Regions from separate parts of the Homo sapiens genome. Here region 2 is linked to region 1. The links are chromatin loops, found by intact Hi-C in ENCODE. Cell type or tissue: dorsolateral prefrontal cortex. All regions are shown on one strand. Each heading gives the region's core, and the rest is flanking DNA. Links, peaks and the distances in the headings are about the cores only. Region 1 overlaps ATP10B (ATPase phospholipid transporting 10B (putative)). Region 2 overlaps ATP10B (ATPase phospholipid transporting 10B (putative)).

Region 1 (8,341 bases), core at 41-8,040:
GAGTTCACAAAGCGGGTTTGAGAATAGCTTGTATAAAAGGATCTCACTATGTAACATTGTATTCATATGTGTTATGTGTTTATACATAACAGGTATTTCCATTATATAGAAGTATATATACACATATATTACAAATTACATATACACATGTAAGTTGTATGCCTCCTCCAGGAGAACTTTTTAATTCAAAGGAAATTTTTTATTTTCTTCCATAAGTTATTGTGGTACAGTTTGGTTACATAAGTTCTTTAGTGGTGATTTGTGAGATTTTGGTGCACCCATCACCCAAGCAGTATACGCTGCACCATATTTGTAGTCTTATCCCTTGTCCCCCTTCCACTCTTCACCCCAAGTCCCCAAAGTCCATTGTATCATTCTTATGCCTTCGTGTCCTCATAGCTTAGCTCCCACATATCAGTGAGAACATACGACGTTTGGTTTCCAATTCCTGAGTTACTTCACTTAGACTAATAGTCTCCAGTGTCATCCAGGTCACTGCAAATGCTGTTAATTCATTCCTTTTTATAGCTGAGTAGTATTTCATCATATATATATATATGTGATGGATATATCTATCCATGGATATATCCATGGATAGATATATCCATCACATATATATATATATATCATATATATATTCCATCATATATATGATCGATATATATCATATATATACTATATATATGGGTGATATATATGGTTGATATATATATCATATATATATGATACACACACACACACACACACACACACACACACACATACACACACACACCACAGTTTCTTCATCCACTCACTGATTGATGGGCATTTGGGTTGGTTCCATGATTTTGCAATTGCAAATTGTGCTGCTATAAACGTGTGTGCAAGTATCTTTTTCGTATAATGACTTCTTTTCCTGTGGGTAGATACCTAGTAGTGGGATTGCTGGACCAAATGGTAGTTCTACTTTTAGTTCTTTAAGGAATCTCCACACTGTTTTCCATAGTGGTTGTACTAGTTTACCTTCCCACAAGCAGTGTAGAAGTGTTCCCTGTTCACCGCCTCCAAGCCAACATTTATTGTTTTTTCATTTTTTGATTATGGCCATTCTTGCAGAAGGACTTGCCTCTATGCATATACACATCCTGTGTCCCACTTATCATCGCGGCTCATCAGGGAACTGAAATTGAGGAAAATAATAATAGCTTAATCCACCTTGGCCAGGTAGCATATTTGTACTATAGCTCAAAGCTTCGAAGCCCAAGTGGTGTGGATCTTTGAGGCAGATCAATAAAAGACAGATTTTGAGACAGAAAAGTCTTTCTGAAACTCTTGGATTATTTCCTATAAATGACCAAATATAAGGCCATACACAGCTCACAGGAGACTCTTAAAACTGAATGGTGAGATCTTGCAAAATTATCTTCTTTTGGCTGCACAAAGCAATTGCCTATACTTGAATGGTGGTAAGCAATGCTTGGGACAATGAATTTGAGAGTCCTTTTTAATAGAATGAACTACTGCAGGTAATTTTCAGGCAACAACTCAAATTCTTATCTAAAAAACTAATTTTTAGCTTTTCTTTTCCTGTTGATGCCTTTTCAGGCAGGTGGAGGATTTTCTTAAGCAGTTGGTATCTGCGGAGTTATGCACATCTTTGTGAAGAGCCCAGACAAATTAGAAAGTCAAATTAGCAATGCATATTTAATGTTATTTGTAGTTGTTGTTGTTGTTTTTAAGTTGGCAGTGATGTTTACTCTTTGAGGGGGAGTTTATAATTATGCAAATTGGAGAAACAGTCTGCATATGGTATAATGATAATGCCTTGGGTTTTATATCTAGAGTCTAAGTATTTCTTTCATTTTACCCATGACTAGAGGGGAGGTTAGCCAAGGCTTGTGCCTGCTTTCTCTGCCATGATGGAGTATGTGAGGTCTTAGAACTTGAGTACCTTTATAAGCTTTCCTCTTAGAGGAAGCACTGCTGAGATTTTCATAGTATCATCTTATAGTAGATACTATTGATTGCCTTTACAATCACTATTCTTTCTTCCTTTTTTCTTTCTAATAAGATTTTAGTTTTGTTTATATATCCCCTTTTCTCCACACAACCATGTAGTTCAGGGAATGTGAGTCCCATTCTTAACATCAAGAAGGGACTAACAGTTATTCTAAACCAATCATGGTGGTTCCATTTGCTTTGCTAAGGACTGGTTTAGGCAAGGGTGTGTAACACATTTCTGGCCAATAAATGTGAGAGGAAGTTTGCTGGAGACTGATGAAAGAGACAACCCACTGAAGAGGTCATAATCCAAGTCTTGGTAATATTACTGATTTACTCCATTGACAATCTATGGACCTCTCTTACCTTGGGACTTCTTATGAGGGCCAACAACTTTTTTCTTGTTATTTACGCCACCTTGAATCTGTACTTTCTGTTACTTGCAGCCAATAGCACATCTTAAGTGATATATAATTTGACAGGTCCTATGTTGTCTGGGGAATATATACAATGGAGAAAGTTTAAACCATTTACTTGGCATCTGACATACCAGATCAGCTGACGTTTATTTTACTGGGTTGGAGGAAGAGATAGCGGTGGTGTTTTTTTTGTTCTGTTTTGTTTTGTTTTTTTAATTTAGACTCAGAGGGTACATGTGCAAGTTTATTTCATGGGTATACTGAGTGATGCTGAGGTTTGGGCTTCTAATGACCCCACTGCCCAAGAAGTAAAGATAGTACCTGATAGGTAGATTTCAAGTCTTGTTCCTCTTTCTCCTTCCCTCCTTTTTGAAGTCTCAGTGTTTATTGTTCTCATCTTTGTGTCCATGTGTAAGAAATGGTAGTTTCTCATCTTGGCAGTGGAGAGGAGTTCATTATCTCCACTGAGTGAGATGAATAATAGGAAAAACTACTTACTCTTCACACTGTTGCTTTCATTGAAACAAATGTCACCAGTCGGTTCTGATTCTCTTGTCAAAGGAAGCCTGCACGACACAGGACAGAAAAGAAATACAAAATATACAATCTCATTTTAGTATCAGCAATAATCAAGTATTTTGCCCTTTTCTCTTTAACTGGATGGCTTTAGCTTTAGACACACTTTATAGAGCAAGTGGAATAGATTCCCAGGAAGTTGTTTCAGTAGAAACATTTTATTTCTGCCAGGGAATCAGGTCTGCTACTTTATCTGCCACCATACAGAATGCAAATTATGGTCCCAGAGATCCTCAGCTAAATGCCTAATTGCTCCATGAAATGTGTGCTGGTCCAGCCACTCAGTGCATTTCATCTTTTTTGTCACATTGACTGGTTTCAGAATGGATATGGGATTTCAGACCAATGAAAGTCAGTTCTGAAACTTGTGTTGAAAATGTAGTAGAAGGTCTCTTTCTACTGTATTTGCAATGATGAAGATGGAGACCCAGAGCTGCTGGAAGCCAACATGGGAAATCAAGACTGCAGTTTTGAGTGAGAGGTACCTAGCTTTGATGTTATTTGGACCCCCAGATTTAACTATGATTGAACTTTTCACTTGTGTGAACTATACATACCCTTCTCTGCTTAGGCTAGTTTTTGTTGTTTTCTTAAGCCATTGGGTTTTCTGTTTTTCTTTTTAAAAAAATCCTCACCAATATAGAAAACAGGGCAGTTATCATAATTTTCACTTCATAGAGTATGAAATAGAAGCTCAAGAGAGAGGGCAGGGTGGGAAAATTCAAGACTCCTATTCAACGGCTCCCTCCATTCCATTCTACTGCCTAACTTCTTTCAGTAATTCATTACAGTAACTCATTACAGGAAAGAGTTGACACACTCATTGCTAACTTTACTGACTTTAAACATTTCCACTTTGGAGACAATGAAGTTGTCTTCCACAAGGCTACCAAGGGAGATAATCTATATTATTTTAGCAAGGTAAAGATTATTCACATGCATATGCACACACACATACTCTATAAAAGGCCACGGTAGGTGCTTTAGATTTGGGCAGAAGATCTCCCTATAGGGTCTGTCCAAGATGCAGCCTGGTTCTTGTTGAAGCCCTCACTCTCCAGGGGACAGCTGAACTAAGTCAATGGACAGCCTCGGCCTCCTCAGTCTTGTCCCCCTGATTTTGGTCATCTGCATGACAGCTCTCTGGTGGCCTGTGACTAATCACAAACAAACTCTCCACCCAGCTGACTGACCTGCCTAGGGCCCAGTTCATTCTCAGTGAGTCACTAAACAGAGTTCACAAAGAGAAAGTCCATAGCCCAAATCCTGCTCCTTGAAGGGTTTTGACACAGACACACACACACACACACACACACACACACACACACACACACACATTATTTGAACTACATTCACACATTGAAAATTTTTACTTAAAAAGGGTAGATTTCAAGATTCACATTAAAAAATTCCAAAAGGCTGTCAACATTATTTGCATTCCCACACAAGGACACAAGCTGAATCTGAGTGGTGTCTACAGGGTTCAGGCAGGGCACATTTACTTCGTTCACCGTATTTCCTGATCTGTCCTCCTTTACTCACTTCTGCCACGTACCTGGCTGTGTTTTCAACCCCTGCCCTAACCTTCCTACAACCTGTTATTGTTGGCTAAGCCAACTGAGATGCCACCTTGCCCTCCAGTGGCCGTGTCTGGAAGCAGCCTGGGTCCAGCTAGGTTTCCATCTTAGCCTCCAGTTCCTCCATAAATAAAATGGCACTGCTGTGAGACTTTTTAATTTTCTCTTATCCTTGTTAAATCTTCCAAGTCCTCTGTAGAAAATAGGAATTATTTATTTAAATCAGAAAAATAAGTTAATAAATGCTCTTGTGAAAGTAAAGCTTCCGTGTCCTGCGTGGGGGGCAGGAATTTGGGGAGGCTGTATGGTGGAATCAGCTAGGCACTGGAGGAGGTGTCAGAAGATTGGGACACTCTGTGATCTTTTATACTTTTATTTCTGTCTCTTGACCTTGGTTTCCCTGTCTATCAAATAAGGAAGCCGTGTGTGCTAGATCAGAAGTTATAAACTGGTGGCCCCATAGTCCGTATCCAGCTAATAGACGGTATTATTCCCCCTTATTAATTAGATGCCAACAGCTAAGAAGAACGTTTCAATTAACAATCCAGATTACAGACTTGTTGGAACTGTCTAGCAACAATCACTAATGGTCCAGTGATGGTTAGATGGGGTAAAGTTTTGCCCCTGTCCTCATCTACTTCCTAGAGGTCATACATTCACCTTCACCACCTGTTTTATTTGTTACATTCCCCTTGCCATTATAGGCATTTGCTTTTCCTACTCTCCAGTGAGATGACCTCTAGAAACCCTTTAGCCCTCATTTCTGTGAGTAGAGGCTGGTGCTCTGAGAGTTAGAGACAGACAGTCTGGAGAAGAGGAAAATGTTCTGAGCAAAAAGCTCACCCTGGGACATTCCAGTAAACCTTAATGAATTGCTCCTCCTCCCCACTTGGCCAACAGTTGAAACAGCAAGACGCCCAGGCCTTTGTGAAGGTCCCACTACATGGTTAAACCTAAAAAGGCAACAGCGGATTTTGAAAGTAGAAATATTCTTCCGTTGGGGTTGCTAGCTGAGTCTCTAAGTAATTTGCAATTCAAGTGTCTCTTTGTTTTGTATGAAAATTTGCTGCTATCTGGAAAGTGGGGAAGAGCTAAATTGCATCCTGCTGGTTTTACTTTGGCTGTATCAAAAAAGAAACTGTTAATCTGGTTCCATAATTAACTTTCCTGTTCTAAAAAGGCCCTGGGAGAGAGTCCAGAGGGTGGCTGTCAACTCCCTGCCTCTCTTCTCAATAACTCCTTTCAATAGAATGCCCTGAAAGGAGAATGATTCCAGGTGGGGATTGGTCTTGGTTTTCTAATTTTTCTTCTCCTTTATCACCATCCAACCACTATTTAGTGAATAGCTACAGTGGGTAAGGCACTGTGCTGACTAGTTGTGTGCCTAAGGATAAATAAATCCCTGTGGAGCTGCCAGAGAACATAAGTAAGTTAACTTTCTATCCATCCACCATCCATCCATCCACTCATTCATCCAAAATGAATGAGCAGATGAATATAGAAACAGTTAGGTTTCTATATTATGGCAGACACTGTGCTAGGCATCGGTATGTGATACATACAAAGATGGCTTAATCGACATTCAAAAATTCTAAAGTGGAGAGATGAATTCTGACTAGGGCCTCAATAGTTGGCTTCATGGAGAAGATAGCATTTACATTTACTTTGGCCCCTTGATATTTATGTGCATGCATACATGAGTGCACACACCTCATGTACATGCACCCATACATGTGGATGAAATGCTGGTGAGACAGGCCAATTGATTCAAGTAGAGGCATGTAGGCTGGGAATTCAGTTTGACCATCACCGGGAGACCCCTTTAGCAGTAGAAGTGGGTTTGAACTAACATTAAGTGCTAACAAATTTGAGTACAGCCATGCAACAAGGGATATGTTCTAAGAAATGCATCATTAGGTGATTTTTTTATTGTGTAAACACCATAGAGTGAACTTACACAAACCCAGATGGTAAAGCCTACTCTACGCCTAGGCTGTATGGTCTAACCTACTGTGACTAGACTACAAACCTGTACAGCATGTTACTTTACTAAATACTGTAGGTCATTGTAACAAAATAGTAAGTAGTGTATCTAAACATAGAAAAGTTACAATAAAAACATAGATAAGGTACAATAAAAATATGGTAGTAAAATCTTATGGGACCACTATTGTATCTGTGGTCTGCTGTTGACCGAAATGTCATTTTGTGGCACATGACTGTACTGCTAGGCACTGTGCTAAGCACTTTGCATCTATTATCTTAATGAAATTTCACAATGCCAAGCGTAATTATTGGCTACAGATTACAGACAGGAAACAGACTCAAGGAAGTTCCCAGGGAACACATTGGCAGAATAGATAGTGGAGGTGAGACCTAGGTTCATGTCTCATTCTAAAGCACAAGGTTTAACTTCTAGGCAATATAGCCCAGCAGGGGGTTGGGGATGGGGAACCAAAGGAGGACTTAGGTATCTGTTAACCAATCAAGCAGTCATTCAATCAACAATGTATTCATTCATTCATGCAAATACTGTATATGTTTGCTGAGTATTCTGAAGATTGGGTGTAAAGAAAACAAAATAGGCAAATTCCTTATCCTCTTCGAGCTTCTGTCCCAGGGACCTAACACTGAAGCGCTTCCCTCCTCTACAGTGCACAAAGGAGAAAGTACAATGAGGCCAGAGTTAATCTCCAAGTTGATCCCCCAGAGGACTACTCATTGGCTGACCTTTGCCTAGTTCCACCCAGACAATTTGGATGGTACCCTGTCACCTTATTTTCTTTAAAGGACATTTGTTTTATCTTTTCTCTTCTCTCTGAAATTACTGCCTTGGGTATGATACATGTATTTTCCAATCCTATCCTCAATTGCAACTTGAAAAAAGTTTGTAAAGAAGTTGTTCTTTGCAACCCACTCAAGAAACCTAAGTAATTTTTCAGTGTTGATTAGGCTATTTTAGGTCTGGCTCTGAGGAAAGTTAGAGAGAAACCCTCGTCTTAACCCTGGTTCCCAGTTCACATCTACCTGAGAAAACTACTCCTAGAAGTCACCAAATTCTGCCTTAAACCTAACCCCTGAAACATCTATTAGGTGTCTTTTATGAGTTGGTGCACAACTCCCAAGATATATGAGGTATCGCTCAAAGACACTGCTTTATTCCTGAGAATTAGAACTGGGTAGGAGTCCTGACTGTCAGGGCTATATATAAGTATCAAGGAGAAATTACCCTTTGTGTTATTGCACCTGTAAATGAGGAGGACAGTTGAAACAAGATCATAAGTTGACAAAAGGATGAGGTTGCCAAGGGAACCTTGTATTCTCTGGCAGAATAATGGCTCCCTGAAGATGCCCATGTCCTAATCCCCAGACCTGGGGAATATGTTACATCACATGGCAAAGGGAACTCTGCAAGTGGAATTAAGGTTACAGAGTTTAAGATTCGGAGATGATGCTGGATCATCTGGGTTGGCCCAGTGTAATCACATGAGTCCTTTAAGGTGAAAGAGGCAGGCAGAAGCGCTGATGAGTTACACGATGATGAAAGAAGCAGGAGGAGAGATCTAAAGTGAGAGAGACTGGATCCACTGTTGTTGGTTTGAAGATGGAGGAAGGGGGTCATGAGCCAAGGAACCTGGGCAGCATCTAAAAGCTGGGAATAGACCTCAGGTGAAAGCAAGAAAGGAAATATGGGCCTGCAGTCCTACAACTGCCAAGGAACAAAATTCATCCAGCAACCTAAGTAAGAAAGAATATAAATTTTCCCCTAGCACCTCTAGAAGGGAG
Region 2 (8,341 bases), core at 199-8,198, 100 kb before region 1:
CGTATTTTTTCGGAGACTATTTCTTTGTCACTGTTATTCCACTGAATACACTTTGGGAAATACTGCTATGAAAACTCCATGCTCCTCCCTGCCAGTGAGCTGGTGGACTAATGTTTCTTTTTTCTAGATTGTTATCATCTTGGTTTTCCGATGTTCCCTGGAAGCTATTTTGGAAACAACAACAGCAGCCTGGCCTAGGTCCTGCCAGCTCCCAGCACAGATGAGTCTGTGGTCTAATCCACACTGAGATTATTCCCAAGAACCAGGCCATGATTCTGCGATATTCTGGCAGAGCGAGGAGAACAGGACCAGGCTCACTGCAGCCCACGTGCATTCCTCCCTGAGGCACCAGCTTCCTGGCTTGCCACTGTGTATATTCCATGGAAAAAAAACAAGACAGTAAGGTGGAAAACAAAAAGTGACGGTGGATTGGTGCCAAAAGAAAAACGATGCTTTCTCGGCCGGGCGCGGTGGCTCACGCCTGTAATCCCAGCACTTTGGGAGGCCGAGGCGGGCGGATCACGAAGTCAGGAGATTGAGACCATCCTGGCTAACATGGTGAAACCCCGTCTCTACTAAAAATACAAAAAATTAGCCAGGCGTGATGGCGGGCACCTGTAGTCCCAGCTACTCGGGAGGCTGAGGCAGGAGAATGGCATGAACCCGGGAGGTGGAGCTTGCAGTGAGCTGTGATGGCGCCACTGCACTCCAGCCTGGGCGACAGACCAAGACTCTGTCCCCCAAAAAAAAAAAAAAAAAAAAAAAAGAAGAAGAAGAAAAGAAAAAAAAGAAAAACAATGCTTTCTCAAACACCGCTTTTTCAAAGGAAGGCATCACACCCCAGCAGTGATTTCATCCTCTCTTTATAATTTTCATATTCAAAGGCGAGGAACGACTAAATGTTAACTCTGGCTGTCCAGTGTGCTCATAACATTCAAGACAATTGGATCTAGCTGGAAAAAAAAATTATCCTTCAGATTAATTTTTCTAAACGTGCAACTGTGTCCCTCCAAGCAAAGAGACAAGAAGCTCATTTGCTGCTGAGGGATGAACATGGAGTTTCTTGCAGGGGTTCTTGGATGATATTGGTAAATACCATCTAAAGTCATTGTATTAGATACTCATCTTGGAGGTTTCCCCTGGCTACAATTTTCCAAGTGGAGTTTGACTCATAAATCCTTTCAGCAGCCAGCTCTAAGCTGGCCACCTTTCACTCCCCTGGAGAAGAGAACCCCTCCTTAGAAGTAAGCAGTGCCTAAATGGCTGGAGTACATACCTCGAAGCAAGCCTCTTTCATTCTAACAAGGACCAGAGCCAGTGCGGAATGTCTGCTGAACTGGGCTGGAGAGTCAAAAGGAATGAGATGGCCTAGGGTGCTGCTTGTGAGACATGGATGTTTTCCTTCTTCAGCAAGAAGTCAAGCTCTTACCTGCTAGAGACTCCATCATCTTAGGCTGCCAACTGCTAGCTCTGAAGGTGCTTTGTCCCTCTAGTCTCTCTGTGAGCCCAGACTCAACTCCCTTGCTTCTTTTAGGACTATGTGGGTTATCACAAAGTTGAGACACACTCTAACTCTGTCTTCTTTCCTTGCCAAGTGAGAGCATGTCCTATCCTGACAACCTAGTTTAGTCATTTGCTCAATGAAACCTTTGTAGAACAATGACATGTATAAAATGACATTAAATAAATGTCTAATGACATCAGATAGTCCAGTCATCCTAGAGTTTAATTCTTCAGATTTCAACTCACCCTAAAAAATATTGCATCTCTGTGCTTAATAATATGAGCACTTACACAAGTTAAAACAAGGTTTCTCAGCTTCAGGACAGGTGGTGTGCAGTCTTTGCTTTGGTTAAGACAACATCAGGGAGAACTCCCAAAAACAGAGTTAGTGATGAAGGAAACGTTGGGTTTGACATTCTAAAAATAATGCAATTTCAGCTTGCATTTACTGAGCATTTGTTGTATGTCATACACTGTGCTAAGTATTTTCTAAGAATTATCTCCTGCAACTCTCACAACCACCTCAGGAATTGTTCAAATTTTAGGAATTACAAAATGAATTTCAGAGGTTATATTGCTTGTCTAAAGTCAGGCAGTTAGTAAGTACTGGAGGCTGTTCAACTCAGGCAGTGTGTCTCCTGTTGTGCTTCTCCTAACACAATACTCCATTGCTCCCCCAAATACAGTGATGCCTCTTCCCTCCCAGTGTCCTCAACCAGCCTTAAATGTGCTCATGGCCACACTGGGTTAAGAGGAGATGAGAATATATGCAAAACTGTTAAATGTTAGACACATTTGAAATAGTGAAGAAAATGCTACATGATAAAGACCTCCTAATTTTAAAAGACTGACTCAATCCTCCTTTTTTCTGGATTGTAGACTATAAAGCTCACTGTAGAGAACTGAACAGCTTCCCTGAAATAAAATAATGATATCTCCCTACTCCATCCCTTCTACAAACAGTAACTGCAGTGATAGCAGCCACAAAAAGATCAGGCTGGGCCCAAGACTTCCCCAGAGTTTTTTGCTTTACCTGCTGTAGATGAGGCACTCTCGGTTATTGATGACTTTATCCGATTTGTACCTCCGGAGGTCTTCCCAAGCGTCCTTGATGGCAGTGACTGCCAGGATAACACAGATTGGTATCATGCTCACCTCAGGCTGGAAAGCATTGACCACAGGGATAAAATTCAGAACCGCAATGCCCACAAAATAGAGATTGGCAAACCGGTGTAGCTGCTCAAAAATGTTTTTGGGGACGAAGGACAACACGGTGTACTTGCTGGTCTTGATTTGATTCCCACGATGATGTCTGTTGGGGTTCTCTTTGTGAGACCATCCTTCAAAGAGCAAGTTAGAGACCACTACTCGCTTCTTGTCTTCTTTTCTTTTCCACCTTTTCCTCCCTTCCTTTTTCATCTCTGCTCAATGTTGTCTTTTTAATTCTCATAATTTAATTTTCATCTTTTACTTGCCTTCTTTGCTGAAAATTTTTCTCTCTTCTTTCAGAAGGATACTAAAAATGAAAAGCCAGGCTGCAAACCCCAGGGGAGAAACATGACAAGGAAAGAGCCTGCAGAGAACAGGTGTGTATCCACCAGGCCACTTCCTTCTACTTGTTTGAGACTCCACCTGTTGGAATGTAGACGTCACCTACAGGTGTCTTCCTTTTCCACCCTGGGCAGCCAAGAACAGGTGTACCAACTCTGGGTCCTAAAACCTACCTGGTTCTAAAAGCAAGAATTTTCAACCCAAGCAACTGAGGCTTTAAAATGGCAGACATTTTCTTGGTTTGGGAGACACTGCCTGACATCCTCCAAAGAGTTTCTCCTGAACTTAGTCTCCCAAGATAATCCAGCCATCCTAGAGTTTAATTCTTAAGCTTTCAACTCACCTTTAATAATACTGCATCTGTGTGCTTAATAATATGAGTGCTTATACAACTTAAACAAGTTTTCTCAGCCTCAGCACTATTGACATTTTGACTGGTTAATAATTGTTCCCCGGTGGTGTCCTGTGTATCGTAGGCTATTTAGCAGAACCCCCGGATTTTACCCACTAGATGTCAGTAGTACCCCCTACTCCCAGTATGACAACCAAAAATGTCTTCAGACATTACTAAATGCCCACTAGGGGTCGAAATCACCCCCCCTTGAGAATCAGTGAATTAAATAATTTAGGAAAATAAAATCGAAGAAAAGAGACTCATCCTGAGGCTATGCTGATGAGTTTGCCTAACCCATTTGCAAGAGAGAACACAGGGATGGTTTTTCTTACCTTTCATAAATTCGAATGTTGGAGCAGTTTATTGCTTTATCAAAGCGGTGTCTCTTGAAGTCCTCCATGCCATCCTTGATCATGATGACGAACAGGACAATGGCCAATGGTAACATGGTGATTTCTCTGTGGAAGACTTCCATGGAGGGCATCCAGTTCAAAATCACCAGGAACAGGAAATAGAGGTTAGCCCATCTGGAGGGGCAAGCGAAGTGTGAATAAACACTATGGAGAAGAAAAATGTACTTTCTCCCCCATTTCTTCCCTACTGTTTGGCCTTGATCAATTAAACCTTCTCTTTCAGTATCACCTCAAACATTATGGTAATGGATTTGAAGCCAAACCCATCTAGATGTATTTATTATTTCCATAGATTATTGGGGAACAGGTGGTGTTTGGTTACATGAGTAAGTTCTTTAGTGGTGATTTGTGAGATTTTGGTGCATCCATCACCCGAGCAGTATACTCTGCACCCAATTTGTAGTCTTTTATTCCTCTCCCCTTCTCACCCTTTCCCCCTAAGTCCCCAAAGTTTGTTTTGTCATGCTTATGGATGAGACTGGAGATGATTATTCTCAGGAATGGAAAACCATCTAGATTTAAATTCTGTTCCTGTTATTTACTCGTTGTGTGATTTTTTTGAGCTTATTTCCTCTTGCACAAAATGGGGATAGTATTATGGACTTTAAAGGGGTCCCATAAATATTACATGATTTATAATATTTGCATGATATACAGCAGAGGGCTCTGGAGCATAGCAGTTGCTCAGTAAATGGTCACTTATAATAATAATTACAATATTGAGGGTGATATATAAGCACATATTTTAACTTTTAATTTAAAATGATCTCATACATTATCTCAAAAGAGTTGCTGATGTTTTCAAGTTTTCCACGTGCATCTTGCTCTCTCTTGCCACAGTGCCTTTGCATGTACAGGTCTGTCTGCAGGAACATTCTGCTGACTTCTGTCCATCCCTTTTCACTCAGGTAATGCAGTCTCTCTTTCATGTTGTACTTCAATTCCCTGACTTTCTTAACTAGGCCAAGATTTCCTTATTATTCACTATAATAGCACCATATACCTCTCCTTAGAAGTATCTATTGTAGTTACAACTTTATATCAATTTATATAATTAAAAAACTAATGTCTGTCTCTTTTACTAGACAATATATTCAATAAGGACAGTATCTCTCTGCCTCTCCATTTTTTTTATGTATCTCTAGCTCCCAGCTTATGGCCTGAGACAGCATAGAACCTGACAAATATTTGTTGAATGAAAGAATGAATGAAAAAACTTCTTAAGACAAATGCATTTGGATATTAAAGGAAAGGTGGCCCCCAGAGGGTAGCATCTCTGAGTTTATCTAAGTGGTAAATACTTGTTTAAAATATGTATTGGTGGCCGGGTGTGGTGGCTCACTCCTGTAATCCCATCTCTTTGGGAGGTTGAGGCAGGCGGATCACTGGAGCCCAGGAGTTAGAGACCAGCTTGGGCAACGTGGCAAAACCCCATATCTACATAAAAGTACAAAAATTTGCCGGGCATGGTGGTGCACGCCTGTGGTCCCAGCTATTTGGGAGGCTGAGGTGGGAGATTCCCTTGAACCCAGGAGGTGAAGGTTGCAGTGAGCCGAGATTGCACGACTATACTCCAGCCTGGGGAACAGAATGAGACTCTTTCTCTAAAAAGAGTATTGTTCAGACAAGTGGATCTCTACCTATGAAATTGCTCAAAGAGATTCCGGGGCAGGAAGGTGAAGAGGGTGTATTTGGTTGTGCAGGTTCTGTTGCCAGGGTATCTCCTGGAGACCTCTTCCCAATCTTGATGGAATATGCTGTTGTTGGGGAACACGACCCGCTGCTGTGTCAAGTTGTAGCTCTGTCTCCCTTTCTCTGGAGAGAGCAGCGGTGTGGTTTCCGATGGACAATGGGGGAAGCCATCTCTGACTCTCCACTGCCACCGATGCCACGATGAGTCCACTGAGAGGGCCATTTCCAGCAGCAGGCGAAGATCTGAAAACAGACACAGGAGGAGCTATGTTTAGGAGAAACGTGCAGCATGTTGGCCTGTTCATTTCTCCCCCATCCATGCAGGGTAGACACTGAAAGTAGTCTTAACCCACACTTTGACCTACTTCCTTGTAACTAAAGGTCACTAGATCCTGACCATTTGCTTCCCTGTTGTTCCTAAAGATAGGATTTCTGACATTAGAGTCATAAGGATTTTGTTTAAGATTGAGTATCTGAGGTTAGAATCCCTATGTTCTAGGGTGACACACTAAACAAATAATCACATAAATAACATGCTCCTAACACTGGAATACGTGCCATGGGAGCATTGAAGTGGGTGGGACGTGCTTTTGGCCTAATTGGGGCTGTCAGGGATAGCTAAAGTGTGGCTTGCTGGGCTATGACCCTGCAGGTCAGAAGACTAGCTCTGGTTCAGTCCTAGTGGGGAGCTGTTCCTTCACCTTCAACTGATCTCCAGCTTCCTCACTGTGAAATCAGGAACACTATTCTTTCTATACTTATTCCACAAGATTTTTGTGAGGAACAAATTGGATAGTACAGAAAAATATATTGGGACACATCTTAAAACAAAGGAAAAGGTACCTATTCTTTAGGTTTTCTTTGGCGCTAACATTTTCTGATTCTGATGACATTTTCCAGAAACTCACCTGTGGCCGGAACCTCAAAGGAGAGTGATAAGTAGAATAGATGGGAGAGGTTCTTTCCTAGGAAATTTGTCCATGAGGTGACTGGGCTGTGCTACTGTCCAGTCAGCTGGCTTTTCTTAATCTAGATGGCTGGAGTTGGGGATAGGGGATCCCTTTTCTTTTTCTCCACTCCATTTGGTGGTTTCTGAAACCAAGTACTTGATTAAGCAGATGGTCTGCCCAGGTGGCAAAGAAATGCTGCTTTACAGCACATCAAAAAGCTTGTCCACCACCATCGAGTCAGCTTCATCCCTGGGATGCAAGGCTGGTTCAACATACACAAATCAATAAACGTAATTCATCACATAAACAGACACCATGACAAAAACCATATGATTACCTCAATAGATGCAGAAAAGGCCTTTGATAAAATTCAACACCCTTCATGCTAAAAACTCTCAATAAACTAGGTATTGATGGAAAGTATCTCGAAATAATAAGAGCCATTTATTACAAACCCACAACCAATATCATACTGAATGGAAAAAGCTGGAAGCATTCCCTTTGGAAACCAGCACAAGACAAGGATGCCCTCTCTTACCACTCCTGTTCAACATAGTGTTGGAAATTCTGTCCAGGGCAATCAGGCAAGAGAAAGAAATAAAGGTATTCGAATAGGAAGAGAGAGAGTCAAATGGTCTATGTTTGCAGATGACATGATTGTATATTTAGAAAACCCCATATTCTCAGCCCCAAATCTCCCTAAGCTGATAAGCAACTTCAGCAAAATCTCAGGATACAAAATCAATGTGCAAAAATCACAAGCATTCCTACATAGCAATAATAGACAAACAGAGAGCCAAATCATGAGTGAACTCCCCTTCACAAATGCTACAAAGAGAATAAAATACCTAGGAATACAACTTACAAGGGATGTGAGGGACCACTTCAAAGAGAACTACAAACCACTGGTCACACAAATGGAAAAACATTCCATGATCATGGATAGGAAAAATCAATATCGTGAAAATGGCCATACTGCCCAAAGTAATTTATAGATTCAATGCTATACCCATCAAGCTACCATTGACTTTCTTCACAGAATTTGAAAAAACTACTTTAAATTTCATATGTAACCAAAAAAGAGCCCATATAGCCAAGGCAATCCTAAGCAAAAAAAGCAAAGCTGGAGGCATCATGCTACCTGACTTCAAACTATACTACAAGGCTACAGTAACCAAAACAGCATGATACTGGTACCAAAACAGAGATATAGACCAATGGAACAGAACAGAGGACTCAGAAATAATGCCACACATCTACAACCATCTGATCTTTGACAAACCTGACAAAAACGAGCAATGGGGAAAGGATTCCTTATTTAATAAATGGTGCTGGGAAAGCTGACTAGCCATATGCAGAAACTGAAACTGGACACCTTCCTTACACATTATACAAAAATTAACTCAAGATGGATTAAAGATTTAAAGGTAAGACCCAAAACCATAAAAACCCTAGAAGAAAACCTAGGCAAAACCATTCAGGACATAGGCATGGGCAAAGACTTCATGACTAAAACACCAAAAGCAATGGCAACAAAAGCCAAAATTGACAAATGGGATCTAATTAAACTAAAGAGCTTCTGCACAGCAAAAGAAACTATCATCAGGGTGAACAGGAAACCTACAGAATGGGAGAAAATTTTTGCAATCTATGCATCTGACAAAGGGCTAATATCCAGAATCTACAAAGAATTTAAACAAATTTCCAAGAAAAAACCAACAATCCCATCAAAAAGTGGGCAAAGGACATGAACAGACACTTCTCAAAAGACGACATTTATGTGGCCAACAAACATATGAAAAAAAGGTCATCATCACTAGTTGTTAGAGAAATGCAAA

Evidence for each region. Hi-C counts contacts between places; a loop is a spot of excess contacts. Peaks named below come from ENCODE experiments on the same cell type or tissue, not always from the same donor. Only the 100,000 strongest peaks of a DNase experiment are listed, where the experiment ranks them.
Region 2: a loop joins it to region 1, with 2.4 times the contacts of the local background. A loop is called at or near these places in 9 of 110 quality-filtered maps.

The regions. Positions count from the first base shown.
Region 1 is chr5:160,782,836-160,791,176 of GRCh38, forward strand. It overlaps ATP10B (ATPase phospholipid transporting 10B (putative)), which reads right to left. Exons shown (of 26, transcript NM_025153.3): 2 at 2,724-2,968. Among named protein-coding and RNA genes, the nearest start is that of ATP10B, 65 kb to the right of the region's middle. In dorsolateral prefrontal cortex, for the core only: a CTCF peak has its summit at 4,625 (motif pointing left); no DNase peak of the experiment used is centred there; H3K4me3 peaks cover 742 bases; H3K27ac peaks cover 1,875 bases.
Region 2 is chr5:160,682,299-160,690,639 of GRCh38, forward strand. It overlaps ATP10B (ATPase phospholipid transporting 10B (putative)), which reads right to left. Exons shown (of 26, transcript NM_025153.3): 4 at 6,462-6,645; 5 at 5,502-5,796; 6 at 3,781-3,975. The coding sequence starts at 5,776. Among named protein-coding and RNA genes, the nearest start is that of ATP10B, 170 kb to the right of the region's middle. In dorsolateral prefrontal cortex, for the core only: a CTCF peak has its summit at 3,608 (motif pointing right); no DNase peak of the experiment used is centred there.